4 separate regions of the Homo sapiens genome follow, and regions 2, 3 and 4 are each linked to region 1. Evidence: chromatin loops called from intact Hi-C (ENCODE). Cell type or tissue: A673. All regions are shown on one strand. Region 1 overlaps RIMS1 (regulating synaptic membrane exocytosis 1). Region 2 has its middle 200 kb from the start of LINC01626. Region 3 has its middle 110 kb from the start of LINC01626. Region 4 has its middle 98 kb from the start of OGFRL1.

Region 1 (8,000 bases):
CCACAAGAGCCACAGCAGGAGATCCCGGGAAAATGATGCCCAGTGTGTTGTCGTGGCTCTGCATCTAAATCAGTTTCAATTCAAATCTCATGCAAGCCCATTTGACTGATGGAACCTAAATTACATCAGGAATTCTAGCTGCAGGAGAGTCTATGAAATGCAGTTTTCAGATTTCTAGCTTTTTCGTAAGACTTCCTAAAATGATTTTGAAATGTATATTGTGAGGGTCAGTCTTCCACTTCAGCTACAATCCTCTAATCTATGTCAAATTGCTTAATTCCTTCCACTGTACCAGGGGTGAACAATATCTGAGTCTAAGTCTAAGATCTCCCTTTCCCATTCATTTTCCATTTTATCTCTCTCCCCTCCCTCTCTTCCCCTCCTTTCCTTCCCCTCCTCACCTCTCCTTCCCTCTCTTCTCTTCTCTCCTCTCCCTCCCTTTCTTTTTCTTCATCATACACTAAGCATACATTACTATGGAAAGCATTTTGCCACCACCAGGAAATTTAAAAAATAGATTCAGTTCCCCAAGCAAATTACTTATATGAGGGGTCTTCAAAAAGTTCATAGAAAATTAGTATTACTAAAAAACTATGCATTTTCAAAACTTTCTTGCACCAAAATGAACTTGTAATAACTGTTATAACATGTCTGAAAAGTACCTACTAATAGTTTGAGCCACTAAGAAGGATAAAACATAAGTTTGAAAAGAGCTTCTATGAGAGCAACATGAATTCCTCTAAAACTGAAGCAAGAACAAACATGAAATTTCAAGTGACCGGGCACAGTGGCTCACGTCTGCAATCCCAGCACTTTGGGAGGCTGAGGCAGGTAGATCACCTAAGGTCAGGAGTTCGAGACCAGCCTGGAGCCGGGCCAACATGGTGAAACCCCATCTCTACTAAAAATTACAAAAAATTAGCTGGGTGTGGTGGCAGGCGCCTGTAATCCTAGCTACTCAGAAAGCTGAGGCAGGAGAATCGCTTGAACCTGGGAGGCAAAGGTTGCAGTGAGCCGAGATCAGGCCATTGCACTTCAGCCTGGGTGACAAGAGTGAGACTCGGTCTCAAAATAAATAAATAAATAAATAAATAAATAAATAAATAAATAAATAAAGTAAATAAATAAAATAAAAATTAATGCAAGTGAAGTTTGGGCAGAAGAATGGTGAAATCACTGACACTTTATGAAAAATTTATGGAACAATATTCCAAATAAATCAGCAGTTTACAAGTGGATGACTCATTTTTAGAAGGAATGAGATGATGTTGAAGATGAAGCCTGTAGTAGCAGACCACATACATCAATTTGTGAGGAAAAAAATCATTTTGTTCATATCCTAATTGAAGGGTACTGATAATTAACAGCAGAAATAGTAGCCAGCACGATAGACATCTCAATTGGTTCAGCTTACACAATTCTGACTGGAAAATTAAAGTTGACCAAAGTTTCCATTTGATGGGTGCCAAAACCATTGCACCCAGATCAGCTGCAGAGAAGAGCAGAGTTTTCAATGGAAATTTTATAGTGGGATAAATATGCTAAAGTATTTATTTGAAGATTTGTTAATAGTAGATGAAATATGGCTTTATGAGTATGATCCTGAAAACAAAGCACAATCAAAAGAATGGCCTTCAAGAGGTGGAAGTGGTCCAGTCAAAGTAAAAGCAGACCAGTCAAAAGCAAATGTCATGGCAACAGTTTCTTGGGATGCTCAAGCCATTTTGCTTGCTCACTTTCTGGGGGGCCAAGGAATGATGACATCTGCTTATTATGAGAGTGTTTTGATAAAGTTAGTCAACCTTTAGTAGAAAAAGTCCCAGGGAAATGCCATCTGAGAGTCCTTCTCCACCATGACAATGTTCTTGCTCATTCCTCTCATCAAACAAGGGCAATTCTGCCAGAGTTTTGATAGGCAATCATTAGGCATCTACCTTACAGTCCTAAATTGAATTCTTCTAACTTCCTTTTGTTTCCTAATCTTAAAATGTCTGTGAAGGGCACTAATTTTTCTTCAGTTAAAGTTATAAAAAATACTGCATTGGCATGGTAAAATCCCCAGGACTCTCAGTTCTTTAGGGATAAACTAAATGGCTGGTATCATGGGTTATAAAAGCATCTTGAACTTCATGGATCCTATGTTGAGAAATAAAGTTTGTAATTTTTTATTTTTAATATCTTTTTTCTGCAAGCTTTGTGGATATATGTACTTGTGTCTGTCTCGCTCATTTTATCTGGTTAAGAAGCTGCAGGGACAGCAAATCAACGTAAAACTTGGACTGAGATACAAGGTACATATACAATCAAACGAACAAACAACCTCCTTCTTTCTGTAGTGATTTAATGCACAGCACAAATCTATCACCTGTGAATGAAGGCCCTCATTATTCTTAGCTTGTATTATTTCATTAGCTTTCTAACTAGGCTTCCTGCCGATGGTTTCCATCATTCTAGTGCATCTTTCATACCGCCTGAATGATCTTCCTAATAAACTGAACCAATCATGTCAATCTACTGATTAAATATCATCTCTGAGGTAGTTCAATTTCTCATCCTGTGGTACAAGGTCCCCACTTACTTATCTATTAGCATCTCTCACATACGTTTTCTCATACATCTTACACTACAATCAAATTAAACTTTCCAGCTGTTTGTCAAACACAGTAGAATCTTCCAAACATCAATTCAACAAACATCTACTGAGGTCTGTTGCACAACCCACACTCCTTAAGGCTCTGGGAGTACAAAGAAAGTAGCATAAGAAGGTCTTGAGTTTCTATTATTTTATTACCTGATATTATAAATACAAGTTGTTTACAGGTGTCAGGCATATGCATAGTATCCTGCAAAAAGAAGCAATTGCAATTGCAAACGTATGTAACTCAGATGAAATCGCTTTTACAGCAGTGTATTTTTCCTTCAGCCTTGAACTTCCTTTCATAGCTTGAACTCTTACCAAGTGTCATTAAAAATTATCAATACTTTACTAATCTAAATTTACTTAGGTGAATTTTTCACCTAACACCAGCTGTAGGAATATAATATGCTATTCTAGATATGAGCATACAGGCTCTCCTTTGGAAGAAATATGAATTATTCTACCATTTGCCTTTGTCGTCTCCTTCAACGCTTTTTGTGAATCACTTCTGAAATTTAAGAAATCTAGTTGTACAAGCTTAAAACCAAGGTTTTCTTCTTTGCCAGGACTTGGGGTTCATCACTATGGCATTCGCTTAAGCACTTTTCTTAGAGTGAGACAAGATGAAGGAAGGATTCCAAAATCCAGTGTAAAATGAAAACATTTGGGAAAATATAGACACAGGAGAAACTCCAAAGATTAGTGGGTACAATTTCCTCATTTTATAAATGGGAAAATTTAGGGACACGCTTTATGTGCCTTACATAAGGCTGGTAAAATGGTTGGTGATAATTAGGTCCTCTGTTTCAAACTTTCCACTACACCATTCTATTTTCAGAATGCTAATTTTAATTATGGCTAAAGGAACGGAAAGTTATTGCTTTGTAAGAGGTGTTTCCTTGGTATCCTCAAACTTAATATGCATTAGAATTATCTAAGGGGCTTGTTAAAATGCAAATTTTTGGACAAACCTACAGAGCTTCTGATTCAGTAGGTTTGGGATAAATTCCAGGAAGGAGCTTTTTTAGTAGTTCTGGTGCAAATTATCCAGAGACCACCATGTGGCAGAGACTGCAAACATTAAGAATAAACTTGAAAATGAAGGCAATTTTTTCACAGATCTGTCATCTCATTTCATAAAAATAATCATCCCAATGAAACTTTAAGCATAAATGCAAAATCTGGGGCACTACCCCTCTGAAAATATGCTGAATAATTTAATATTATGTTATATACACATATTTAACCTGATATCCATCACTGTTTAAAACTTACAATTTTGTGAATCACAGAAATGTGCACATTTGTATATGTGAGTTTTAAAAAGCATCACAGTGTTTTGTACACAGGCTTAAACATAGGTTGCTTCAGAGGCAATATTCTAAATATCTCAGTAATTCAGAAATTTACCCCAGATGTTATTGAGTAATTTTTGAAAATTACTACAGTTCTACAAATTATCAGTTTGTATCTAAAAACGTATTTGGTCTTTAGTTTAAAATGAGTATACTTTTTTCTTATTGCAAATGTCCAGCAGATGGCACTAAAGCATTTTATTTTTGCATTCAATTCTGTCACAGTTATTTAAATTACTTTTCTTTACAACATCTTATGTGTTAAAAAAAAATTAGTACAATCAGCAGGAGATTTGACTTATTAGGAAAATGTGTTTTCAGAGGTGGCTGAAAAAGAACAAAAGAAAAATTTATAAAATGTTGCAATTTCTGCTCTTTTGCAGATGACTATCATTCTACATACCCTTTTAAAAAATTATATATTAAGGGTTTTTGTATATTTTTCTATTGTTGGTAGTTTTTATGGTCCCCCATTTAGCATTGTTAAAAATGAAGTTCATCCAATCAGCATCCCACAGTGTTCTGAAAGCACTGAGAGATGACACTTACAAAAAATAAGAGCATAACCGATGATTAGCTATTAGTGTTTTATAGTCTATTGCTTCAGTCAAGCATTTATTTTTAATTCCATTTTCAATTTACCATAGGAGGCCACTCCCGAGTAAGCATTAAATGAAGACATCTGAGGACATGGAGGCCCACTAGCATAGATTTGTTTTCTGCTGCACTCCATCTCCCAATAAATACCTTCACTGTGTTCCTGAATGCTGTGAGGTGCTACATGTGTAGAAGGCTCATGTGTTGGGTCCTAGAAATACTGTTTCTAGATTATGGAACAATATTACTGCTTTCTAATATTGGAGATATATCAGAGGTCTGAAACTGAAAACCTCGTTCAAGAAAGGGTAATTTTAATATTTTGACAAACAAGTTATCTCATTCACAGTACAATTCAAGAGAAGAAAATCAAGTAAAATTATGAGAAATCATAAAGTAGGATATGAATTAGGAATGTAATTTTTAAAAGGAATGAAGTAAGTTTTAAGAAAATAATCTTAATAGGTAATATTGGGATCATCTATATAACAGATATGTAATCAACTGATATTAAATAGGTCTAATCATACTCCATGCAAACTTTTCCAGAATGTGTCACGTGATCATGCCAACCTAACTAATGCATAAAGAGCAAACTCCATGTGTTGGCAATTTAGAAGACAGTGGTGTCTACACATATGAGCAAGCCAAAGTGTTAAGTAACCAATTCATGCTTGCATCTTCTGGAATGCACAACACACTGTAAACATTGCCTTTGCTCTGTTGTTGACTATCTTCACCAAATTGCTTTGTTATGTTACTATAAAGAGGGAAAAAAACCAACCCAACTACATTATACAACTGGACACTTTTTGGAAGGAATTAAATATAATAGTTCAGGCATAAGTGTGAGTCTGGCCTGGTCAGGATCAAATCTAGTTCTATTTCTCAGCTTCATGACCATGAGGAAGTTATTTAAACTCTGTTCCTCAGTCTCCTCATTTATGAACTGGTGATAATAATAGCAACTTTGTAAGATTATTGGGAGGGTTAATTGAGATAATCAATGTAAAGTGCTTAGCACCGTGTGTAGCCTATGGTAAAAGCTCAATAAATATTAGCTATTATTATTATACGTAGACATAGATAATACATGAGGGAAACAGAGTACTTCGCTTTTAAGTTTCTGAGTACACTTAGCTGATAACTTTGGGAGGCAGTGATGACTGGCAGGATTTCCTGGCAGATGGGGATCAGTATGAGTGGCTTGGATGATCTATCAATAGACCACTAGCGAGGGGCAAATAGGTCATCTTGTGAGATGGAAGTCAGAGTGAAAAATGAGCCCACAAGCAAAATTTGTTTTGTGGAAACTCCAGAAGATACAACCACTGGTGGAACACGTGTAATTTTGTCTGAAAATTTTTTCGGCATTTTTATGGTCATTGCTGATTCACAACAAACAAAAAAAAAGAAAGGAGATTCTAAAAATCTGATATTTATAAAAAGAGTATTATCATTAGTATTATCACTGCACTGATAAATGTAAATTGGCTGAATCACAAATATTTCCAATGCTCTGAAATACTTGGTGAATGAATGATATACAGAAAAATTTTAACGTGAAAGACTTGTTTTCCTTTTCATGTTTAATATCTGATAAATTTACATACATCAAATGTATCCTTCTTATTAGTGAGTTAACCAAATTTTGTTGCCTTTTCTTCTTTTAGGTGAAAAACTATGTTCAGGCATGTGTTACCTAAGGGAGGGGAGCTTTCAACATTACTTTGACAAAGTATCATTACCTTACATTTTTAATATTTGATCAGAATAATTCCTTTAAAACATCAATGGTCCTATAAAGCTCTTCAACCTGCTTTGTTTCTCAGAAATCACAGAGCCACAAGGGAATAAATGAGAAGTGCAATGTCCCCTAATTTCCACAACATCTAATGGCTTCATCTCCCTGGACAAACTCTTCTGTTGGTAAAGTTTGTGCTCACCCATTCTGGTTACCAGGGTCTCTATGTGGCCACTTGTGACATTCCTGTCTTGTCTGTTCAGAGGTTCTGAACACCCACTTATCCCTAGTGAGGGTATAATGAAGATATGCCGCTCCTACTCTGAGTGTAGAAGGAAAGTATATTACTTGCTTCTTGACCCCAAGAAGTGAGTGCACAAGCATATTTCTTAGTTTTAGATTTAATCTCCATGTGTGCCAATACTTGAGAAAAGAGCAGAGCCCAGTGGTTCTAGCGCCAAATTTCCTGGGTTCAAAACTTTCTTGGGCTCTTCCTCTTATTAGCTTCTGATCTGGCAAGTTATTTAACATGCAAAGACTCCACCTCTTCCTCTGTAAAAGGAGGATAATAATGCCTACCTACTGTGGGGTTGTTGTGAGGATTAAAATGGCTAATATGTATATGCAAAGCACTTAGGGAGGTGTGAGACAATAGTAAGTACTCAGTAAAATATTAGCTATTTTATAATGTATAGAGGAAACAGTGAACAAAAATCAGATAAAACATCTATTATGGTCCTGTGAAGTGTAACATTATTCAATGGATTGAAATACATAAATAGGATCTAGAACTATGAAATAAAATACATAGATTGAATCCAGATTCTTAAAAGCAGTGCCATCAAATATTCTATTTGTAAAGCTTAAGTTGAATAGCTGAGTAATAAAAAATTTATTCCAAAAAGGCTTCCTCTTTTTCAGTTTTAAAAGCAGAAGAATACAAGCTTCCTGAATTTTACTTGCACAGTATACTGAATTAGTCAGCCATCATTAGGTACAGTATTTTCTAATGCATTCTGGAGTGCATTTCAAGGCAAGTGACAAGATGTAATTTTCTTCCCATTACATTTGCTAATGATGACATCTGTTTTCATCATTTAATTAAAATACATTGTTAATATGCATATAAAACCTAACTATCATCTAAATAACATAACAGGTGTTGTAAATAACTTAAGTTCTTTTATATCCACGAAAGAGAGATCATAAAACCAATAATTCAAATATTACTGCTAATGTAGAATATAAAATTCCAGAGACTATCAGAAGGATTTTTAATTTATACAAATGCAGATGTATTCTATATCTGTCCCATGTAACCCAGAACCCCTACCACTGTTTAATCAACTCCAGACAACCTCTTCTACCCTCACCAGCCACTGCTTGGTAATAATCAAGTCTATTTTTAAAACTTACCATTTTATGGTATGGTATATTTAGATACTAAAAAAAAAGTGTCATAATGCTTTCACTAATCACAGTGCATACAAAGCTAGGAGCAGTCATTTTACCTTTCATAATATTGCACCATCTATGCGAAACTTTGAATAATATGAAGGTACTTTGAATTTGAACCGCATTTAATTCAATAGACTGTGTCAGAACCCTGGACAGAAAATCTTGCAGTTTTTGTCACTGTCATGATCCAATCAAATTAACCATGATC
Region 2 (8,000 bases), 460 kb after region 1:
TAATTCACTCACTATCACGAGAGAAGTATGGGGGAACCACCCCATGATTCAATTACGTACCACCAGGTCCATACTACAACACATGGGAATTATGGGATTACAATTCAAAATGAAATTTCGGTGGGGACACAAAGCCAAACTATATCATTCTGTCCCTGGTCCCTTCCAAATCTCATGTCCTCACATTTCAAAACACAACCATGCCTTCCCAACAGTTCCCCCAAGTCTTAACTCATTCCAGCATTAACCCAAAAGTCCAAGTCTAAAATGTCATCTGAGACAAGGGCAAGTCCCTTTGACATATGAGCCTGTAAAACCAAATCAAGCTGGTTACTTCTTAGATGCAATGGGGGTACAGGCATTGGGTAAATACACCCATTTCAAGTGGGAGAAATTGGCCAAAACAAAGAGGCTACAGGCGCCATGCAACTCACAATCCAATAGGGCAGTCATTAAACCTTAAAGCTTCAAAATGATTTCCTTTGATTCCGTGTCTCACATCCACATATCACTCTGATGCAAGAAGTGGGCTCCCATGTCCTTGGGAAGCTCTGCTCCTGTGGCTTTGCAGGGTACAGCACCCCTCCCAGCTGCTTTCACAGGCTGGCATTGAGTGCCTGTGGCATTTCCAGGTACACAGTGCAAGCTGTTAGTGGACATATCATTCTGGGGTCTGTAGGATGGTGGCCGTCTTCTCACAGCTACACTAGGGAGTACCACAGAGGGGACTGCTGTGTGGGGGATTTGACCCCACATTTAGCTTCTGCACTGCCATAGCAGAGGTTCTGCATGAGGGCTCCACCCCTGCAGCAAACTTATGCCTGGACATCCAGGAGTTTCCATACCTCCTCTGAAATCTAGGCAAAAGTTCCCAAATCTCAATTCTTTACCTCTGTGCACCCATAGGCTCAACACCACATGTAAGCTGCTAAGGTTTGGGGCTTGCACCCTCTGAAGCAATGGCCCGAGTTGTACCTTGACTCTTTTCAGTCACAGCTGGAGCTGAAGCAGCTGGGACACAGGCCACCATGACTTGAGGCTGTACAAAGCAGAGAGGCCCTGGCCCTGGCCCAGGAAACCACTTTTCCCTCATAGGCCTCCAGGCCTGTGATGGTAGGTGCTGCTGGGAAGATCTCTGACATACTCTGGAGACATTATCCCCATTGTCTTGGTGATTAACATGCATCTCCTCATTACTTATGCAAATTTCTGCAGCCAGCTTGAATTTCTCCCCAAAGACAGGTTTTTATTTTCTATTGCATCATCAGGCTGCAAATTTTCCAAACTTTTATGCTCTGCTTCCTCTTGAATGCTTTGCTGTTTAGGAATTTCTTCTGCCAGGTACCCTAAATCATCTCTCTCAAGTTCAAAGTTCTACAGATCTCTAGGATGGGGCAAACTGCCACTAGTCTCTTTGCAAAAGCATAACAGAATCACCTTTGCTCCAGTTTCCAAGAAGTCCCTCTCCATCTGAGACCATCTCAGCCTGGAATTCATTGTCTATATCACTATCAGCATTTTGGTCAAAACCATTCAACAATCTCTAGGAAGTTCCAAACTTTCCCACACCTTGCTGTCTTCTCAGCCTTCCAAGCCTCTGGGAAGTTCCAAATATTCCCACATTTTTATGTATTCTTCTGAACCCTCTAAACTGTTCCAAACTCTGCCTGTTACCCAGTTCCAAAGTCACTTTCACAATTTTGGGTATCCTTGTAGCAGTACCCCACTCTCTGTGATACCAGTTTACTGTGTTAGTCCTTTCTCATGCTGCTAATGAAGACATACCTAAGAGTGGGTAATTTATAGAGGAAAGAGGTTTAATTGACTCAAAGTTCAGTATGGCTGGGGAGGCCTCAGAAAACTTACAATCATGGTGGAAGGGGAAACAAACACATCCTTCTTCACATGGCAGCAGGAAGAAGGAGAGTTGAGCAAAGAGGGAAAAGCCCCTTAAAAAACCATCAGATCTCATGAGAACTCACTCACTATCATGAGAACAGCATGGCGGAAACTGCCCCCATGATTCAATTACCTCCCACCAGGTTCTTCCCACAACAGGTGGGAATTATGGGATTACAATTCAAGATGAGATTTGGGTGGAGACACAAAGCCAAACCATATCAAGTACTTAATGCACCATGTGAAGCTCAGGAGTAAGGGTTAGATGTTGGTTTAGGAGTAATCCAAAAATGAAAAGTCCAACAACTGAAAGTGATCATTGGATTTAGCAATAAATAGGCCATTGAAGATCTTAGTGAAAGTAGTTTGAGAGGAGGGGAGAACTGGGAACAAGGAATGGAGTAAGGACAAAGAGCCTCAATCATACTAGCTTGTATAATAGATCATCCCCAGAATATTGTGTGGCTTGATACATTGAACTTTCATTCTCTCTTCATAGTGGACCAAATCCAAGCAGTAACACAGGGACACAAGTTCTTCCCATTTTGTGGTACAATCATTTTCAATAAATTGTCTTCAAGGTCAGAAGGGCAAGAGAGTGAAGTCTTGCATATGAGAGCCTTTTATGAAATATTAGAGCAGCATTTATCCCTTCCATCCATATTCAATTGGCTACAATCAAAGTGGTACCCCTCAACTGCAAGAACTAGGAAATAATTTAATGGGCACCTAAGAAGAAGAAGAGAAGCCCAAAAGTTAAAAAGCATTAGCATTCACTTGCACAACAAGCAACTATCTTTGGCAGGATGGAAGCAGACTGGAAGAACAGAGAGGAGAATTCTAGGACATTTTAAAAGAAAGTGATGTTCAACTTGAGCCTTGAAGAACAGTTCACTAGGAAATCAGGGATGGCATTCTGGGACTCAAGAACAGACTATGTCAAGGGCATAGCTTGTTCATACATAGATCATGGATCATAAGGGAGATACAGGGATAAGTGCAATCGGAAGTGAAGGAGTCTACCATGTAATCCTACATGTGAAAGAAAGCTACCTTTCAAAATAGTTATCAGTATTTCACCCCAAGGAAATTTCCAGACAAGTTTGCAATCAATCTCTAAGATCTGCTTTAGGTGCAAACAATAAGAAAATGGAAAAACAACAAACTTTGTATGTTTTCTTTTGTTTCTTCTCCTTTCACAATGCTTATTATATTCTACTACATGTAAAATGAACTCTCCATAATCATGTATCTAATACATAGAAATACTACACAAAGACTTTCTCTTTAAGGTTTGATTTTTAAAATTTGTTTTCTTTATTTATCCTCTCCTAGCTTTATTATTTAATCCTCAATGAGAATGTTGGCAAGTTTAACTGGGAATCTTAGAAAACATTGTTGCCACTTTCTTATCAGAATTCCGTTAAAAAATTACCTTGCTATAATGTGAATTTCTACTGCAACTACTTTTAATAGTTTTTCTAAAAAGTTAAAAAAATTTTAAGAAGATGAACCTGAAAAGGGCACATCAGGACAATATTTTTTTGTTTCATTAAGAAGCAACAACAACAAAATGTGATCGGCAGCACTATTAAGGATAATTGGAAGTGTAATTATTCCAGAGAATTTTAGATTTAATTGTCACTTCACTGCACATGTTATTCAAATACCTGCCAGTCTCTCTCCAAAGATGTCAAAATCAATGGCAAAAATAATATCTAATTAATTGATTTGTGAAGCTGTATATTTCAAAATTAACATGTGACCCAGTATGAATTTTATTTATGAATTTTTTATATTTCAACTATTTCCAGAAGACATTGAGTTCATTGTAATTAAAAATTATTAGCTATATATTAATAAAATCCTTTTCCATGAAATCTTCTATTTATGACTGAGATTATTGAAACTTAGATTACATTTATTAGGTTTTAATATTCTTGTTTGCAAAATGAAAAGTGAAATAAGTTTCGATTCTAATAGAGTCAGTAGATGATATATGAAAAAAATATTTTTACAAACATTCTCCAGGAGTAGAAAACTTTAAATGAAGACTGAAATGGAAGAATTGCAAATACAGACAAAAACCTACCAAGGCAAAAAGAATTCCAGATTATCACAAATGCAAGCATCTTAATCAATGATTCTGTTTGTGTTTTTCATGTCACTTGAGAATCCTCATTCTTGGCATTCCCTGAAGCATCTACAGAGACAGAAAGGCTATACTGTCTCAGGTTGTATCTATTTACACCACACACCTGGAGGAAACTCAAAAATTCATCAATAATTCCAAATATTCTGCCGCTTATTATGAAGACACTGCGAAAGAAGAAAGAGTGCCACCTAGTGAATTCCTTCAGGAATCTTTCCTAACAGTCATTCATTTGATACCCTTCTGAGGGTATCTACTCAGAGCTATGTACTGGGTACATACTTCTCTTGAGCCACTCATGCTCCTAGCAGCCTTCCCACTGCCCTGTTCCCTTACACTTGGTGTCCTGTGTCTGGAATGACTATGCTCTTCTTCTTCACACCTGCTAAAATTTTACAAGACACAGTTTAAATGGTGCCTCCTTGTTAAGACTTTTCCAACTGCCCCTCTTCCCAAGTAGAGTTGCTTTCTTGGGGGCTTTGTGCTTCTACCACATTATCTATTATCCTCCTCTCTCATATGTGTGTGTATGTGGCACATACTCTGTTACTATTTTTTTAGATGTCTGTACATCACATTCTGTATATTTTAAGGGCAGAAGCAATATCTGTCATATAATAAATGCTCAATTAATGTTTGTTGCATGAATCAAAAGACTAATTTTAAAAGGGTCACTTTCATTTTGTAGTACTAGTACCCATTACCCTGCTCAAGCAATCTAGATTTTAGAATATGTTTTGATAGTATCAGAGATATTGACGACTTCTTCTATTGTATCTTTAAATTGGTAGTCATCAGCAAATTGACTCTCTAAGATAATGTTTATCTGCTATGGACATCTTTACTGCTAGATGAAAATACAATAATAACTAACAGACTCTATGTGTCAGCCCTTGATTACTTTATAAAACTAAAAACAGACTCACAAGATACTCAATGAATGTTTGTGAATAAGTTAATAAATTCATTTTGTTAAGAACTTCAGGCCGGGCTCAGTGGCTCATGCCTATAATCCCAGCATGCTGGGAGGCCGAGGCAGGTGGATCACGAGGTCTGGAGTTCAAGATCAGCCTGGCCAAGATGGTGAAACCCTGTCTCCACTAAAAATACAAAAAAAATTTAGCCAGGCGTGGTGGTGAGCGCCTGTAATCCCAGCTACTTGGGAGGCTGAGGCGGAGAATTGCTTGAATCCGGGAGGCAGAGGTTGCAGTGAGCCGAGATCATGCCACTGCACTCCAGCCTGGGTGACAGTGTGAGACTCTGTCTCAAAACAAAACAAAACAAAACAAAATAAACAAACAAAAAAAGAACTTAATCCATGTTAGGGGCTATGTCAGAAAAAACAGATGATGAGAACATGATCACTAATAGACCTGGAGAAACCCCAGTGAGAAGTTCTGCACTCGCCATCCTGCAATGCACTGTACACACTCCCCAGCTTTGCACCTCAAAGTTATGCCACAACATAAAGAAAGTTTAGTGTCAGAGGCAAACAACAAGAAGTGAAATGAACCAAACAGAGCTTAACAATACAAGGTATAGGGGAGATCCAGGAAGGCCGCTGGGTCCAAGGGTTCACAAAGGAACCACAGGGAGAAGATCAGGGCTTGGTCTACAGGGAGAGCAGGGAATGGGTGCTCCTGGAATCCCACTTCATGTAGATTTCTATTTTTCTATTTTAGAAATGTAAAATGAAGTGGGATTCTAAATTAGAAATCAGGCAGTTGGAGGAAAGTCCAAATAGGTAAGAGGATTAAGAACTCAGATGAGAATACAAGTGTATTCTTAATCACAGTTGGGCCAAAAAATTAGATAGTAGGAGGAAGGTGCCAGCAAAAAGAAAACAGCTAAATACTGCCCCCAAAGTCTTGTCAAAACAGAAATCTGTCTCATATTTAAAGTACCCTATACTTCAGAGAAAAGAGGAACACAAATGCTTCTCAAACTTGGCTGCATAAATTTTTAAAATCTCAATATCCAGGTCATACCCCATAACAATTCAGAATCTCTGGGGTTGGGATCTGGGTCTCAGAACTTTCTTAAAGCACCCTACTTAATTATAATCGCTAGCCAGAGTTATGACCACTGCTCTAGTGTGACAGGCAAGCAGAATAATTTTCTCAGCCCATCTCTGAAGAAAACCAAACTCCCAGGCTGATAACCAATCAGCTGCTTTCAGGCCATGGACCGGAAGAGGACTGACATAGCCAGGAGGTTCAACATTATGTTGAAAGCATCAGGATCCAGCAGAGAAGGCTGTGGAGATGGCAGGAGGTCTAACCCAGAAGAATTAAAGCAAGAGTAGAAGCAGAGTAGAAGCAAGTCTGGCCTGGGGCCTTTCTGGAAACCGGCAACCAAACCACACTTTGGATCAGAACCAGGAGAGTGATTCAAAGTAGGAGATTGCACCAGAGATTAAAACAAGGCAATCAGTGGAGACGTTACTGTAAAATAATAATTACCGTATGCCATGTATTTTCTGTGCCTTTGCTAGGTCTCGCTGAAAAAACAAGTCTATAACTGGAAGATCCATCTGTTTTTGTTGTTTTTGTTATTTTTGTTTAACATATACTTCTGGGTGGAGGAGTCGAGGGCTATAGAGATAGGATGAAAAGCCCAAAGGAGAGAGCATCTTAATGAAAGGAAAATTTTATTGAAGATGAAATATAAATCTTTAGTTTCCTCTAGGTGTATGTATGAGTAGTTGAAGGACTGTTTGAAGAAACTTTTGAATTAAAAATAGACTGATTAAAGGCAAAATAATTTAAATGATTATACAATTCAAAGAATGTAAGTGAAAACATATCATTCCCTTTTATGTTTATCATCCCTATTTTTTATGGAATCTATTTAAAAACATAGATGTGAGATTTACTTTACTATGTAAATATTTATGATTAATTTTGCTTATGGTATTTTCCATCTTATTTTATATGACTCATTTCAAATATGAAGACTCTTTCAAAAAAAGTGAATAAAAATTCCCATTAAACAAAATAAGTATGCATAGGAGGTTATAAAAACTAAGTGATAATATATAATCTTCCAAAATAGACTGTGACAGTCTCCATCAAAACTACTATAAATTTACAAAAACACGCAGATAATATCCTGGCATAAGCAGCTCTCACCTTTTCATACTTTTTGCATCTGCTTAAATAATAGTATTTTGAGAATCTCTGGTTAAACATCAATTTTCTTGTGCATCAAGAGAGAAAACAATCAGTGGTATCTTTATATAATATAAAAGTAAAACATAATAATACAAACCCAATCAACTTCACCACATTAAAAGAACTGATCTACAAATACATGCCACAATATGGATAAACTTCACAAACAATACATGAGAAAAACAAAAGCCAAAAGAGGACGTACTCTGTGAGTCTGTTTATCAGAGAAATAGGTAAAACTGTTTCTGCTATTAAATATCAGGACAGTGTTTAGCCTTGAGAGTGGGAACAACTGGGGGCTTCAGCCTAAGTGGGAATAATTGGGGGTAATGTTCTATTTCCTCATCTTGTCCTCATTGTCTGAGTATAGTCAGTTTGTAAAAAGTTAATGCAGAATACATTCTGATAGGTGTACCTTTCTGTAGTTATATTATGCTTTGATAAAATGTTACTTTTCAAAATCCCACCAGAAGTGCCCTTATATGCCCATTTTTTACCATAATGGATCAAATCAGAAGCAGCATGAAAGACTGTTTATCATCTTGGATTTGGAGTCTGGTAGCTTGTGTTTGAGTCTTGCCTCTATTACCAGCTGTGTGGTCTTGGGAAATGACCTAAACTCTCCAGAATCCAGGCACCTCATTGATAAAAGGTGATTTTAAAAGCCTCACCTCAGAGAATTATTGGGAAGGGAAGTATAAATGATGATTATAAAATAGCACTGTTTCTAGTACACGGCTGGATAAATGTGAGCTTCAGTTCCATATGTATTCCCT
Region 3 (8,000 bases), 550 kb after region 1:
TGAAAATTAAATTTCCTTAAACAGTTAAACATTGATTAAAGCTTTACTTAATTAAAGTCACTTCCATTATTTAAACAATAATTATAATTCTACTATGACTAATTCTTTTGAATATTTTTAAACTCCAAAAACAAGAGATAAAATGTGTACAAATCCAGTGAGTATAAAATGTATTGCTACACTTACACCTATTTTGTAAAAAGCTGGACTCTGAGTTTATTTTTTCTCAGTATTTCTTCATTATTTTATATTTTTCTCATTTTTGTTTTTATGCCTTCTTGTATTATAGCATGTTTTTGAAACTGAACCTGCTTCCTCCTCATCCAATTAACATCTCAGATTTGTTGAGGTTCTAGGATTTGGGTAACCAACCAATTGCTTTTTGGCTGGGCAAAGAATCTGCCTACTTCTGCCAAAATGAGTCACATGTGAGCTCTAGTCATCTCTCTGAATTGTTTGTTTTGCTTTTTATAGTTAAATCTTATATTTTAGCTCACTAAGGCTTTTTAACTTCATTTTTTTCACCTAGGATTTTTGCAACCTAGCATCTTACGTTCTCTTCTGCATTTCCTTTTCAATCTTGCATGGCCAGTGTTTTATAACTCATCTCATCATTTTGTGTAGACCTCAACTGCTAACATTATCAGAAACTCACATATGTTTTGTTATGGCATATTATTAGAGGCACCATTGAGGTTTCATCTCATAGAAAATAAGTCACAGGGCTTGCTCAGTTGTTTATTCCTATATCTCTTGTTAGTTAATTCGCAATCTTAGTACCCCTAGTGTTGATTTCTTCCTACTTGATTATTGCGTGAACCAGCACTTCTGAATGTGGGACCTTGTTGTATCTGGTTGTTCAATGTACTCAGTAGTACCAAAAATTCTTGTTCCAGTTACTACATTTCTCATATATATTTGACTCACTCACTTCCTAATTACACAGAATAAAAGAAATGCATATCTATATAAATATAAATTTAATAATAAATCAAGATATTCATATATAAATATTCTCTACTAATTAAAGACAATACAACAAATACCATTAAATTTTTATTTCTTCTCACTTATAGGTGGGAGCTGAACAATGAGATCACATGGACACAGGGAGGGGAGCAACACACACTGGGACCTGTCAGGCGGTGGCATGGGGGATAGGAGAGCATTAGGAAAAATAGCTAATCCATGCTGGGCTTAATACCTAGGTGATGGCTTGATAGGTGCAGTGAACCACCATGGCACATGTTTACCTATGTAACAAACCTGCACATCTTGCACATGTACCCCAGAACTTAAAACAAAAATAAACATTAAAACAGATTTTCTTTTCTCTTCGAATTACTGTGCCCCTTATAATAGACATCTCTTAAATTTTCAAGAATTAAAAAATACTTATTTCCATTAACTCAAATCGGATTGTCACAACTTCATCAAAAGGAGCTTCATTAAGCTGCGCTTTTGTTTTTTTAGCACTACCCCCAACATCCTTGAAAAGATTTCTTGCTTTCCAGCAATAGTAAGATGGTCTTTGCTTATTTTGAATTTTCCATTGCCTAAGGTATGGAATCGGCTACTTCCCTAGGAACGCTGGCATTTCTCTGTGAAGACAATATAAGAGACCAAATCTGTGCACATAGCTATGTGGATTCCCATGTCAGCGGTGGGCAAATACACCACTGCTCCTCTTGGCCACTTTTCATATAGACCTGGAGAGAATATTCCTTTTAAAGTTCATAAGTTTACTTTGGTTTTTCCAATATGACATGATAAATTGTTGCTCCTTAGGTTTTTTTAAAGACCAAGACTCCAAACCAATGGACATACCCCATATTTATAAACCCCTGATAAGTCATTTTCCATTAGCTTGTATCCCACTGTAGTTATGGGGCTTCTGTAAGAATCAGGCTCACATTTTCTCCTTCATGACTGGAATAATTGGGGTCCCACAGGTGCCAAAACTCCTCCCTGACCCATTCTTTGCCATCGACTTGTTTGCTATCCATAGCACATTACCTGTGCAAACTCTGAAGTTTCTAATATTTTCATTGCTCCTTCTACCTTCTGAGCAATCAAAGGTCCTCATGACGAATCAAGAATTTTCAGAAATTCTACTTTTAGCAGAACTGTATTTCTGGTAGATAATTATATTTGCATCTTTCTTTTTCCTTTGTAAGTAAAATTTCCTTATCAGTGAAATGCTCTGTTAAGAATTAGACACTTTCCCAAGCTATAAAGATTTAGAGAGATGCAGTAGGTGGGACATTTGTCCAATCTTCCTAGTCCTTGAGCAACATTTCTGAAGGATCCCCGCTACTAAACAGGAAAGTGGGCCCACAGGCAAGCCACTTAGAAAATGTATATCTTGGATGGTAGCAGCTCTTCTCCTCTTAGTATTTCCCCAGGGGACTTCATTACCTGAATGGAATACTTTTTCCTGCCATAGTAAGGGGCACTTAGTCCTTTGGCAAATCTTAGCCATTTGCTATTTCCTCCAGTAAGTAAATAGGATAAACTGCCTCCTCTGAGGTGTTCTTTGCTGCTCAGTGCCATCCAAGTATCTCCTGGAAAAAAATAGTCTGGAGATATTAATACTATTCACTACCATTATCATTACATTACCAAGCATATATCACAAATTGAGGACTATTGTTACATATAATCTCAATTAATCTTAACAACTGCTTGCAATAATATCACTTTTATTCCATTTTTCCAGATAAGAAAACATAGATGTAGAAAGCTGAATTCACCCAGCTTGAAAGTGGCAGCACAGGAATTAGAACTCACAATATCACCTCTGAGTCTATATTCTTAGCCATTAGCTTGACTTCCTTGTTCCTTTTCATCCTTTCTCACACCCCCCAATTTCACGTTTAGAGAATGAGTCCCCAAAACAGATTTTATATTTCATTAGCCTAATCATAGCACAATTCTATTTAGGTACAGTCCTAGCAACAGCAACCATTCCTTATTTTTAGATTGTAATTGACAGTAACCTAGAGACCACATGCCATTTCTGAACTATGCCCATTAAGTTTATATAACATCAAAAGCTCAACTTCTCTTATTGTTCACCTACAACTTCCCTTCTGCCCTCTTATAGGTGAAATCAATTACAGCATCCTGTTCTTGCCTTTCACATATTGTCAAATCATTTCTCACACTACATGCTTAGTCTAATTGTGTGAATTCCACTCCCCTGAGTTACTGGCTTTGAAAGGTTGCTGAGCTCTGTCACGACCTGGCCACCAACGTGTACACAATCTTCCTAAAATGCTGCCATGGCCTCATTTTGTATTAACTCTTTTCTGTTACTGTGAGGTTATTTCTTCTCTCAGCTCAAATTTTCCCTTTCACCAGCAACTTCATGTTCAAACATGGTATCAGCGATGATTTCATTAGAGTATGCTACAAAAAGAGTGAGGTTGAAATATTAAGAATATACATATATGAATCAACTTCTTGGAAGATAGGTATTTATTATGCACCAAACGTGGGAAAAGAAAACAAAGGAACAGCAGAAACCAACATTAGAGAGAGAGATACATACATGCATTTATGCATATATGAACATGTGTTTTCTTCAATATATCATAAGTTCTCATGAGTATCAAATTTTTAAAAATCCAATTTGAACAGAGGATAATGTTTAAACATTCCAACTTTCGCAAATAACTTTAACATTTCAGTGTTACCTCCCTAGATCTTTCTGATGAGAATTGACATTGGGTTATGCAGAACTTGCAGAGGCCTCAGACTGGGACGATAGACACACAAATTTACATTCTCTTGGACCAGGTGGCTCTACATTTTGAACTTTGTTTAGATATTCAGTGGACTTTCATAATAAATACCAGTAAGAATCTTTTCTATTCCACCTCTGTTTCTCCCCATCTTATTACCTAATGCATGCTTTAAGTTCTCATTTATAATATCGGTAATGACTTCCATGATTGTGAATAATAAAATATCAAAGAATGCCATCAAGGTAGCATAATGGAATTTAAATGGTACTACAAAAATATTCTCAGCATGTATTAGAGAATTCTAAATTAGGAAGAGATCTAATAGGTACCGAAAACAGTTCCTTCATTTTACACTTAGGAAATTTAGGTGTTTGTTTATAGATAATAGTGATAATAGCTTTTAATAATAATAATATATTTTATTAATAATAGTAGCTCTGTAATTCCTGACAAAATTTAGAAGCAAATTTAAAACTTTTAGTTTGGGTTAGAGTGGGAAAATGTGAAAAATATCAGGATTCATTGCATTTCTGAAACAATACTGGCTCCATCTGGTGGCCAAAGTAATAATTCCCAGTCAATAATGTGTTTATGATTAATACACTGTGCTTTCTTGAATTGAAAATGTCCGATTGGGTCCAAATATTGAAGAATTTAGAATATAATCCTAAATTCTTATATATTTAATCTATAGACGGTTACAGTTGCTACCTGTGATTAATTTCTTCCAAAGTGTATATGATTAATAAACTGTAAGTTGAAGTTGAAAAAGAGCCAAAAATCTAGTTTAGAAAAATGAAGATAATTTCCCAACTATCTTCTGAGAAAAATTTGTATTCATCTAAAAATATATTAATATATTTTTTATGAAAAACGGCAACAAAATCCATTACTTTTTAATCAAGGCAATATAATTAGTACCAATTTATTATTTAATATGTATTACCAATTAAAATGTAAAACTCAACATAAATTATTTAGTGATTTCAAAAATCAATGAGGTTAGTACCGTATTAGCATTTGTTCCTGTTCTTTGAACTAAGAAACTAAAACCAAATGAGTTAGGCTGTTGTATTCTCATAGGGAAAATCTACTTTGTTTTTATTATTAAATAAACACAGGCATTCTTTCCTGCTATTCTGTGGAAATTTTGAAATTTCAAGCTAATTGTTTTGTGTTAGTGTCTATTTTAGAACAAGAGGCTTCAACTTTCTTTGGATTCTGAAAAGAGCTTCTAGCACCTTAATCATTTATGAAACTGTGTACTAGTCACACAAGTGGGTTCAGTTTTTGAAAATTCATCAAGTTGTGCAGTTAAAATATGCTTGTATATTATACTTGAAAATGAAAATAACATTTTTGGAAGTTTAAGAACCATTGTTTTTATGTCCCCAAATTTAATATATACTAATAATTAGCCCTACCATAAGCTGAGTTGAATATATGGTAAAGGTTATTAAAACCTTCTGAAAATCAGTTTCTCTAAATTTAAAGTATAAATAACGTCCCATGGGTTGTTAAGAAAACTACTATATAAAATTAAAATTGTCTGGAACTTCATGCTTGCTTCTGAAAGCTACTCAGACGGCTTCTCACGAATTCTTCCTCCACAGCTGGCCAAATGATGTTTAGAATCATCGATGCACTCACTGCCTGAGGAATGGAATTATACGTTTATTCTCACTATCTTCATAAGAAAAGAAACTTAAGAAAATAAGGAAAATAAAAGATATGCACAGTTTAGATAGTATTACAGCACCAGTGTCAAAATACGGCTTTTCAATGCCTCTGTGCTGATTATTTATTTATTTATTTATTTATTTATTTATTTTGAGACGGAGTCTCGCTCTGTCGCCCAGGCCGGACTGCGGACTGCAGTGGCGCAATCTCGGCTCACTGCAAGCTCCGCTTCCCGGGTTCACTCCATTCTCCTGCCTCAGCCTCCCGAGTAGCTGGGACTACAGGCGCCCGCCACCGCGCCCGGCTAATTTTTTGTATTTTTTTTTAGTAGAGACGGGGTTTCACCTTGTTAGCCAGGATGGTCTCGATCTCCTGACCTCATGATCCACCCGCCTCGGCCTCCCGAAGTGCTGGGATTACAGGCGTGAGCCACCGCGCCCGGCCTGATTATTTATTTATTGCCTCTCAGGTCCAAATTCACCCGGTTTTTCGGCTATAAAAACGGATCTGGGCCCTTTCAATATATATATCAGCTGGCCGTGAAGCTTTGTGAGTGGAAGGTGCTAGAGAGACACTGCAGGAGGAAAAGAATTTTGCTTTCTGGTTCCAGGGTACTCACTCAGCAGGTTCCAGCACTGGGTGCTTATGGTACTCACAGCATCACCAATGTCCAGTTTCTGCAGTCTACAGTAGTCAGTAGCACTCAGCAGCCAGTAGCTCTTTCCAGCAACCCTCCCCTCCCACGCAGTGAATTTGTAGCAGAGCGCTTCCAACTCCTGTGGCATGTGCGGCATCTCCTGCGTTCAGTTCCTGCAGGGTATGGTAGTCAGCGCACTCAGCTTCCTCGCCCACTGTCCCTTTATATGGTTTGTTATGGAGCTCCTCCTGTGAACTAGCTCCCCATGAACAGCTTTCCCGGCTCTCTCGAGGGAGGATTGCCAACAAGTTCTGCCCACAGGACACCACAGCAACTCCTCTGTCAGCCAGTGAGCCAGGGAAGTGATCCTTCCCAACCAAGTCTGGATCTAGCACCTGAGCTCTCTCAGCCTGAGGGCGCGCTCCAACCTGAGCTCTCTCAGACCGAGAGCAGTGTCTCTCCTTAACACTGTTATTCATATATTCTTTCCGATTCTTTCCAGTTCTTATTGCCCAACCCCTTGTATTCTAATCCCCGTTCTAGTTAATAATTCTTTATATGAAACTTTCCGTGTTCAACTTACTGCATGGTTACTCTCTCCTGATTGGGTCCAGACTAACACAGCCTCTTATTTTTCAATCAGCTAAGATGAGTAAAGGAATCTATTACGTATATGAAAGGAACAATAACTAGATTGCATTCATTCAATAGAATACTTGATCTGGTTACACACAGCTGTGTGGCTTGCTAAGTTTTCTTCTCAAGGATGTAAAATATATGAAGAGTAGAAATTAATCCTTAACTGATGGGATTCATGCAAACAGTACTGATTTGTGCATGTGTAAAATACAGAAATTTGTAAATCAGTTATTTGTGCAATGAAGCTCTGGAACATCTTGAGAGTTATTTAACTAATCAAATATGGTTCTTTTAAGGAAAGATGTCCAAAGACATCTTGAAAATAAAAAGGATGAGTCACACTAGGGATAATAAGGTTAGATTTTTGTGGTAGTCATTTTCCATTGGCAAACCAGGCTCTCCCACTCTCAACCTGTTGTTTGTGTGGGTTTGACCTAGTCCAAACATTCATCCCTCCCCAGGCCCTCCAGCTCCTCCAAGATATTGAGATGGTGGGAATGTGACACAGGCCCAGCTAATCAGCTCTTCATCCTCTGACCATGATGATTAGTTCAAGATGGACAAATAAAACAAATCTGTCTAATGAATGTGATCTGATATATTTTGCTGGAATTTTTGGGAAAAAAAAGGTCTCTTTTGGTTGGGGTTGCCGAGTTGCTAGGAAGTGAGCCTGAATCTGCTAGTCACTATTTTTGCCAGTGCATGGGAGGAACCAGTGTGATAAAGAGGGAAACACAGGAAAACAGAATCAAAAGATTTAAAAACGGATTCTAGATGACATTATTTGGTGCCTTGGATCTGGCCTCTGGCTGCAGATATCTAAAGTTTTCAGAAACATAAGACAATAAATGCCCTAAGTCAGTTTGAGTTTTATTCTGTCAGTTGTGAATAGAGTCCTGACAGCTGCAATTATGGTGATTTGAATAACTGAGGCCTTTAGATCAAAGACCTAAGTAATTCATTGTTTCCTAGGTTAAAGTCCAAGAGTGAATTTTGGTCAGGTATGTGTCACATGCTTACTTTGTATAAAGTACTCTATGCTAGAGAATGGACATTTGAATTGCCAAATCTAAGAAATGTTTCAGGGATGATTGATGTCATTACCAGAGTGGATGCTTCTACACTTTGGTGTTCAGTAACAAAGCTGCATTATTCTGGGTCAGGCAATCATTCCTAAAATATTAGGAATAAACACTGGGCGAATTGGCCAAACATAGTGTTTTATGCTGCAATTTTTTTTTTGCAATCTGTGACCTATTGTTTCTTATTACTTTCACCAACTGATGTTGGTAGAG
Region 4 (8,000 bases), 890 kb after region 1:
ATTATAATCTTGTGGATTTTGCTATTGGCCTTATCGATGTTCAAACTGCCTTATCTTTAAGTTGGTTCCAACTTTTGACAAAACCTATTAGTCTTTGATAGCTTCCTTGATATCTGCTATGATGATACTCCAGGCTTATTGTACATTTTCTGTCCAGCACTGAAAGTAGCCATTTCCCCAAGATTCCCTGGTTTCTTTTAATGTGAAATAGTAATTCAAGACCAAAAACCAAGGGCTAGGGTGCTCATCTATAGTAGGCTCAATATAGTTTCCAGGCCTTTACAATGGACAGAAATACATATAACAGATTAAGCTAGGAGATATATAGAAATATATATATATACACACACACACATATACATATACACATACACACATATATAGTTATCATAATATATATACTTATATAGGGAGACAGTTATAATTTCTAGGTAATTTCAATGGGCAGACCTAGGAGGTAATTATCATAGACATAATGGACCAAGCTAGGAGAGAGAGAGAATATAACACTTTTTTTTTTTTTTTTTAGATGGAGTTTCACTCTTCTTGCCCAAGCTGGAGTGCAATGGCGAGATCTCGGCTCACTGCAACCTCCGTCTCCCAGGTTCAAGTGATTCTCCTGCCTCAGCCTCCTGAGTAGCTGGGATTACCAGCATGCGCCACCATGCTTGGCTAATTTTGTATTTTTAATAGAGACAGGGTTTCTCCATGTTGGTCAGGCTGGTTTTGAACTCTTGACCTCAGGTGATCCACCCACCTCTGCCTCCTAAAGTGCTGGGATTACAGGCATGAGCCACTGTGCCTGGCCGAATATAACACATATTCTGTAGAATAGAATAAACTAAGATAGAATGAATATCCTAGCTTGTCATTATATCTATACATTTTTATATATGTATAATGATTATGTGTATATTACTATATTGAAAATTATTTCTAATTGACATAAAAAAGCTCTTCTTCTTACTCCCACACTCAACACTTCTGGTCACCAAAATTGGTGGGGACTTTTCCCCATACAACAACCGATTCTCCAGTGGACACCAACTGAGTATCCTATAATTCAATTCAATTCTGACACAGTCTACCTGGAGTTAGAGTCAAATTCCCAGGTTAAGGGTTCAGTCCAAAGACTGCCCCCACTGCAGATGCTAATTAACATGTGGGCCTCTGAAACTTCTGACTGACTGGCTATAAATTGGAAGTAACCACTACAACCCGCTCAGGCTTGAGCATTTGCTAGAGAGGCTCATGTAACTCAGGGAAGCACTTTGTGTTTATTGGTGCATTATAAAGGATATTACAAATAATACAGATAAACAGCTAGATGGAAGAGATGCAGAGGTCAAGGTATGCAGGAAAAGGCAGGAAGCTTCTACGGCCTCTTGGGGCATGCCACCCTCCATGTCAGCAACCTGGAAGCTCCCCAAACTCCATGCTTCAGGAAAGTTTATGAAGGCTTCATTACATAGGCATGATTGATTATTAATTCAGTCTTCAGCCTCTCTCCTCTTCTGGGAGGATGAAAGGTGAGGCTAAAAGTTCCAGACTTTTAATCATGGCTTAGTCTTTCTGGTGACCAGCTCCCATTCAGGAGGCCACCAAGAGTCACCTTATTAGAACTCCTATCATCTAGGACATTCCAGAGGATTCAGGAGCTCTGTGTCAGGTGCTGCTGTCACTCAGGAAATTACAAAGGTCTTGGGAGCTCTGCGTTAGGAACCAGGTCAAAGAACAAATATTAGAACAAAAGATTCTCCTAGCACCCAGAAAATTCCAAAGGGTTACAAGTTCTGTGTCAGGAACCAGGTCAAAGACAAAATATTAGAACAAAGATGAACCTAGCTCCCTGATTACTCGGGAAATTACAAGGATTTTTGGAGCTCTGTGTCAGGAACTGGGGATAGAGATCAAATATATATATTTTTATTATGGTACAATTTCCTATTCCTTTAATAATAATTATGTATTTATCATTATAACTATTATTATTTCCTATAGAACGTACCTCTCTATCAGAACTTAGTCCTTTATATCTATTGATAATTCTATATAATTATATGCATGGTAAAATATATAAACAATAATTATATGACAATGATTATTTAATATATACAACTATATATGTAAATATCACTCATTTATTTAAAGATAAAATACCTCGTATGTTCACACTATAATTCAAATTCAGATTTCAATGTTACTTAAACTCTTCTACCTTATGTTCAAATCTCTTTTTGTCTTCAGCAAGAATCCTGGGTTGCAAGGACAATGGGGATGATTGAATGTTTTGTCCATGTCACACAAAACATTCTCAAAATAACACTATCAAAACTACTACCAGTATAATTACTGAAAAACTGTTTCAAATGTTTTTACATGATATTCTCATTCTCTCCTTGTTTTCTTTTAATTATGCTGTATCTATATTGTCAGAGCATAGAGCCATTACCACACTCTGTTCTTATGTCCTTCCTTTGTTCTTCACGTAAATATATGCTCAACGCCCACCATCCATCTTTATGTCAATATTTCTCTAGTAATTTTGGTTGTCTGAAGCTACTGTATACCCAAGGAAGGATTCACAGAAGCAGTATTTTTCAGTTCTGGCTTCCAGGTGACAGCTTGCTCCCTTTATACTTAAAAAAAAGTGTGGTTGAATATAAAATCTTGGGCTTACTGTTTCTTTCCCTTCAACATTTTAAATGTGTTACTCTGTTTTCTTCTGGTAGGAGAAATTGTTATTGAAAAGCATGATAACAATTCCTTTTTCTTTCCTTCATAAGTCACTTGGTCTATGGCTCAGATATTTGTTCTGGGTCAACTTTTCCAGGTATACAATGTGCTCCTTCAATACGTAACTTCACATTTTTTCATCTGATCAAAGTTTTGGTGCATTATAATCAGGTGCTTCTTCTAACTTGTTTTGATTTTTCATTCATGGATTCCTAATTTTTATATAGATACGTCAGATCTTCTCTGCCTGTCTTCTGAATTGATCATGTTCTTACTAACACTTTTCATCTCTTCCTTCATTTCCTTTTTCATTCCTTTCACTTTTTAATTGTGACAAAACACACATAACATAAAATTTACCATCGTAACCATTTTGAAGTGCACAGTCAGTGACATTAAGCACATTCACATTGTTGTGCAGTCAGCACCACCATCCATCTCCAGAACTCTTCGCATCTTGCAAAACTGAAATTTATACCCATCAAACAATGACTCTCCATTCCCGTCTCTCCCACCTAAGTCCCTGGCACCTTCATTTTTTTTTTTTTATATATTTAAAAATTTCCTTCTTTTCGTTTTCTATTTATTGTGAGTCATTACCAGTTGAGTCTATTTGCTCTTGTGTTATACTTCTAGTTAGACAATTTCTGAAATGAATGTTTAATTTTATGTTTAATTCTTTATTGATTTCTACCACTTTATTTCTAAGTTTTCTTTATTCTGGTTTATCTTTCAGATCTTCTTTCTGTTAGCTGTTTAAAAAATATAAATTATAGTTTTCTTTTTTTTTGTGTGAGAACATCTTTCTGGCATATCTTTATTATCTATAGAAATTCTACTCATTTTTTTCTCCCTGCCCTGTAATAAATTTGAATGTGATTTTAGCTCATTCTTTTCTGATGCTCATTTTTACACCAAATTAGATTTTCTGAAGTTTTAGAAAGGAAGCTTGGCTTGGAATCATTTTGGGTTCTTTACATTTAATGTCTCTCGACCACCCTCTTCTGGTTGTTTTTATAAAATGTCCAACGATATAAATACTTAAATTCTAAGATTTTCTGATTCTATTCTCCCTTACCACTTTTATCTGGACCTTATATTTCCTTGGTGTCTAGTGTCCCCGACCTGCTCATCTTAGATTCTCTTAACAATTTATTCTCAGTTTGGATCATAGCTTTGTCTTGGAGGAACCTTTGCTGGGTAACTTTGAGAGTGAAGGGACCTCAGAATATTCAATCTCCTTAGTCTTACCACGGACAGTTTTGGACCATGAAAGCCCCTCCTAGTTTCAGTTACTGTTTTCAATTTGGATCACTGAGTTTTCCAGATAAATGCTTGTTGGCTTCCTCGAAGTCAAGTTTGTCAGAGATCCCATTGCTTCCTCTTGGATAGATGCTGACACCAAGTAAATCTTTTAGCTATTGCTGATTGCTTTGCCCAGCTAATTTTTGTATTTTTAGTAGAGATGGGGTTTCACCATGTTGACCAGGCTGGTCTCAAACTCCTGACCTCAAGTGATCTGCCCACCTCTGCCTCCCAAAGTGCTGGGATAACAGGTGTCCTTTACAATTTTGACGCTCTTTGCTCTAACGTTACAAAGTGCCTAAAGAAAATGATACCTCTAACTTTTAAATTTGTTGCTCAAATAGTTATTAAACCTTTCCTATGTACAAGATATATTGAGCTGGAAACTAGAAAGCTCTGCTCTGAGATCTGGTGAAGTTGGCAGTGGCTTCTCCCAAATTCCCTCATAGAACACACAGAACAACTAAGATTACAAAAATAATTATGGGGCACAGACAACCTCCACAAAACTAGGGACCAGATATCCCCACAAATCCCAAATTATGAGCAACACTACACTACACTACAGCCTGGGCAACAGAGCCAGACCCTATCTCAAAAGAAAAACTTTGTAAAGGGGGCGAAGTTAATTCTTGTTATCAATCCACCAACTTTCCTGACAGCCAGCTCCTCCTTCTGTGCTTCTGGTGGGTGGCTCTCCTTTCTCTTATCTTCTCTCTTTTTTTTTTTTTTTCCTGTGAGACAGAGTCTTGCTCTGTCACCCAGACTGGAGTGCAATGGCAAAATTTCGGCTCACTGCAATCTCCTCCTCCCGGGTTCAAGCGATTCTCCTGCCTCAGCCTCCTGAGCAGCTGGGACTACAGGTGCACACCACCACACCCGGCTAATTTTTGTATTTTTAGTAGAGAAGGGGTTTCACCATGTTGGCCAGGATGGTCTTGATCTCTTGACTTCCTGATCCACCCTCTTCGTCCTCCCAAAGTACTGGGATTACAGGCATGAGCCACCACACCCAGCCCTTATCTCTTTTTTCTTTCCTCCTGAGGCATATTCCCTTCCTGCCCTCCTCGACCTATTTATACATTATACAATTTATACATTTATACATTTTGCTAATGTTTGCTTAAGATTTTTTTCTAAATTCATAAATTAGATTTTCCTTTCTCAAACTGTCCTTGGTTTGGTATAAAGATTATGCTGAAGTCTTATGATGATTTGTCAAATGTCCTCTCTTTTTCTATCCTCTGGAATAGTTTGTATAAGATTGGAATTATTCATTCTTAGAATATTTGCTGGAATATTTTGGTAAAACACTTTGTGTCTGTACATTTTGAGTATGATGATTTTTAACAAGTGAATCAATAAATTTGAGGAGAGTAAGAATATTAATATTTTCTGTTTCTTCTTGAGTCCATTTTTGTAAATTGCATTTTTCCAGGAATCTGTCCAATTCAGTTTTGCTGCTGTTTTGTTTTGCTGCTGTTTTGTTTTGTTTTGTTTTATCAAATGTATTCTTTTCAAATAATCAACTTTTGGCTTTGCTGGGCCTCTTTATTGCATGTTGGTATTCTATTTCATTAAATTCATATTCTTTATTATTTTTATCTTTCTACATTTTCTGGGTTTTTTTTTTCTTAACTTTCGAATATAGATGATTAATTTAATTTTCCTGTCTTTTCTTCTTATCTAATGCAAGTGTTTAAAGTTAAAACCTTTTCTCTGAGTACTGCCTTACCTGCCTCCAACAAGTTATAATAAAATAATTGTATTTTCTTTTAATTCTAAATATTTTCTGATTTATGATGTTTTTGACTCATAAACTACTTAGAACAGTTTCTTTCTTTTATTTTTTTAAAGAAAGTCTTGCTCTGTTACCTAGGTTGGGGTGCAGTGGCACAATCATGGCTCATTGTAGCCTTGAACTGCTGGGTTAAAGCAATCCTCCAGCCTCAATCTCCTAAGTAGCTGGGTGGGACCACAGGTGCATACCACCATGCCTGGCTAATTATTTTATTTTTTCAGAAATGGGATCTTGCTTTGTTGCCCTAGCTGATCTCAAACTCCTGGGCTCAAGTGATCCTCCTTCTTTGGCCTCCCATAATGCTGGGATTATAGGTGTGAGCCACTGTGCCCAGCCTAGAACAGTTTCTTAATTTTCAAACATACTGACTTTTTTTTCTAGTTATCTCTTTGCTATTGAATTCTAGAATGATTGTAATTTGGTCACAGAATGTAATTCCTATGGTGCCAAACCTTTGGAATTTGTTGAGACTTGCCTCATGGTCCAGTATGAATCAATTTGTATAAATGTTCCATGGGCCCTTGAAAAAAGTGAAATGTGTATTCTGCAGCTTACGTCCATTAAATTCAGCTTGTTAATTCTGGTGCTGAAATGGCCTAATCTGCATTGAGTCTTTTGTCTGCATTAAAATACTCTGAAAGAATACATAGGAGACTAGTACATTGCTTTGAGACAGGGAACCATGTGGCCATGGAGGAATGCAGAGCTCTCTCCATTCCAGATAGCATTGCATCTCCCCAGGCCTGGACCTTGCTATTAGAGGAACTGCAAAGGAGACCCCCAGACCACCTCCTGATCCTGGAAAGACTCCCAATCCCTGACACATGACACTCCCAGCTCACTACAACAGTCTGACAAAGACAGTAATCTTATGAAGGGGACTAAAATTGAAACCGACAGTATGTTTTCCCCTAAGAGAATGTCAGGAGTACACCACCCTTCCTCACACCCTTACTTATCTCAGTCAGTATGAACAGCTCAAGGTGTTGGGTCACATGCATTATTTTTTTACCTTTTTCATAAAATTCTGTACATCCGCTCATCTGACCTAATCCCACACACTGACCCATCCTAAAAACTTTCACTGCAATCTTGGGAACTGAGCCATGTATCAGCAAAATCGCCTGTATCTTCAACCTCTCCTCAAAATGCTCCTCCAACCTCTTACTTTGACTGAAACCTGCCACCTTGCTTTGTATTTAAGTGTCACAAAGTTGCTATTTGTTTTCTCACACCCCTACAGGGTCTGGAGCAGAGTGGATGTCCTCATTATTGCTTCTAGACCAGCGCTCTGGAAGTGTGGTCTACAGACCAGCAACAACCACGTCACCTGGGAGCTTGGAAATAGAGAATCTCAAGTCCCACCTGCAACCTACCGAATCAGAATATGCATTTTAACGAGACCCCCCAGTGCTTTGCATCAACACCATAATCTATTTTCAAGCAGAACACTCAAAGTAAGGAACAATCTGAAGCCCACAAAGCTACACCAGACATTGCTTCTGGTTTCTTCTATGACTGCCGCTTGTCTGTTTCTCCCACTTCCTTCCTTAGCTCCACACAGACTCTTGATGTTCCTCAAACACTCCAGCATGTTCCTGCTTCAGGAGCTTTTTATTTATAGCCTCCTCTGTCTGAGACACTTTCCCATCAGTTAACCTCACAGCCCACTCCCATACTCCATTCAGGCCTCTGCAGAACCCACTTTTCAGACAGCCCTCCTTGATTGACCTACATAAATACAGTAGCTGCCTACCTGCCCACAATTATTGCCTACTTTCTTTTTCTTCTAATAGCTTTAATATGTATATATTATTCATCTGTTTCTTTAATTCATTTTATCAATCTCTTCCTTTCTCTGTTTCTCTATCATCACACACACAACAATAAAAGGCCCACATCAGGAGAAATGTCCTCTATTTTTTTTGACTGCTGTTATCTCCAGCATGGAGAACATGTTTCCAGCATGGAAAACAATACCTGCATATTGTAAGTGCTCAATAAACTATTTCCTTACAAAGTAACAGATGAATGAGAAGCAAAGATGAAAAAAAATGCTGTCACTGTATAACCATATATACCTTCCAAATTTGAACCATGGGAACATTATTATCTGCTCAAGAAAAGATTACTTAAATGTTTATTGTTGCCGTCAGCA

What was found. Peaks named below come from ENCODE experiments on the same cell type or tissue, not always from the same donor. Only the 100,000 strongest peaks of a DNase experiment are listed, where the experiment ranks them.
Region 2: it touches region 1 in a loop (6-fold over the local background); 33 of 110 quality-filtered maps call a loop at or near these places.
Region 3: it touches region 1 in a loop (8-fold over the local background); 81 of 110 quality-filtered maps call a loop at or near these places.
Region 4: a loop joins it to region 1, with 3 times the contacts of the local background. A loop is called at or near these places in 3 of 110 quality-filtered maps.

Annotation. Positions count from the first base shown.
Region 1 is chr6:72,081,334-72,089,333 of GRCh38, reverse strand. The region is part of intron 2 of RIMS1 (regulating synaptic membrane exocytosis 1); the gene reads right to left. Among named protein-coding and RNA genes, the nearest start is that of RIMS1, 200 kb to the right of the region's middle. In A673, CTCF peaks have their summits at 3,973 and 4,172 (motif pointing right); a DNase peak (open chromatin) is centred at 4,183; H3K27ac peaks cover 965 bases.
Region 2 is chr6:71,618,361-71,626,360 of GRCh38, reverse strand. No RefSeq gene overlaps it. Among named protein-coding and RNA genes, the nearest start is that of LINC01626, 200 kb to the right of the region's middle. In A673, a CTCF peak has its summit at 4,232 (motif pointing left); a DNase peak (open chromatin) is centred at 4,250; H3K27me3 peaks cover 254 bases.
Region 3 is chr6:71,530,336-71,538,335 of GRCh38, reverse strand. No RefSeq gene overlaps it. Among named protein-coding and RNA genes, the nearest start is that of LINC01626, 110 kb to the right of the region's middle. In A673, a CTCF peak has its summit at 4,314 (motif pointing left); no DNase peak of the experiment used is centred here.
Region 4 is chr6:71,186,736-71,194,735 of GRCh38, reverse strand. No RefSeq gene overlaps it. Among named protein-coding and RNA genes, the nearest start is that of OGFRL1, 98 kb to the left of the region's middle. In A673, a CTCF peak has its summit at 3,747 (motif pointing left); a DNase peak (open chromatin) is centred at 3,725.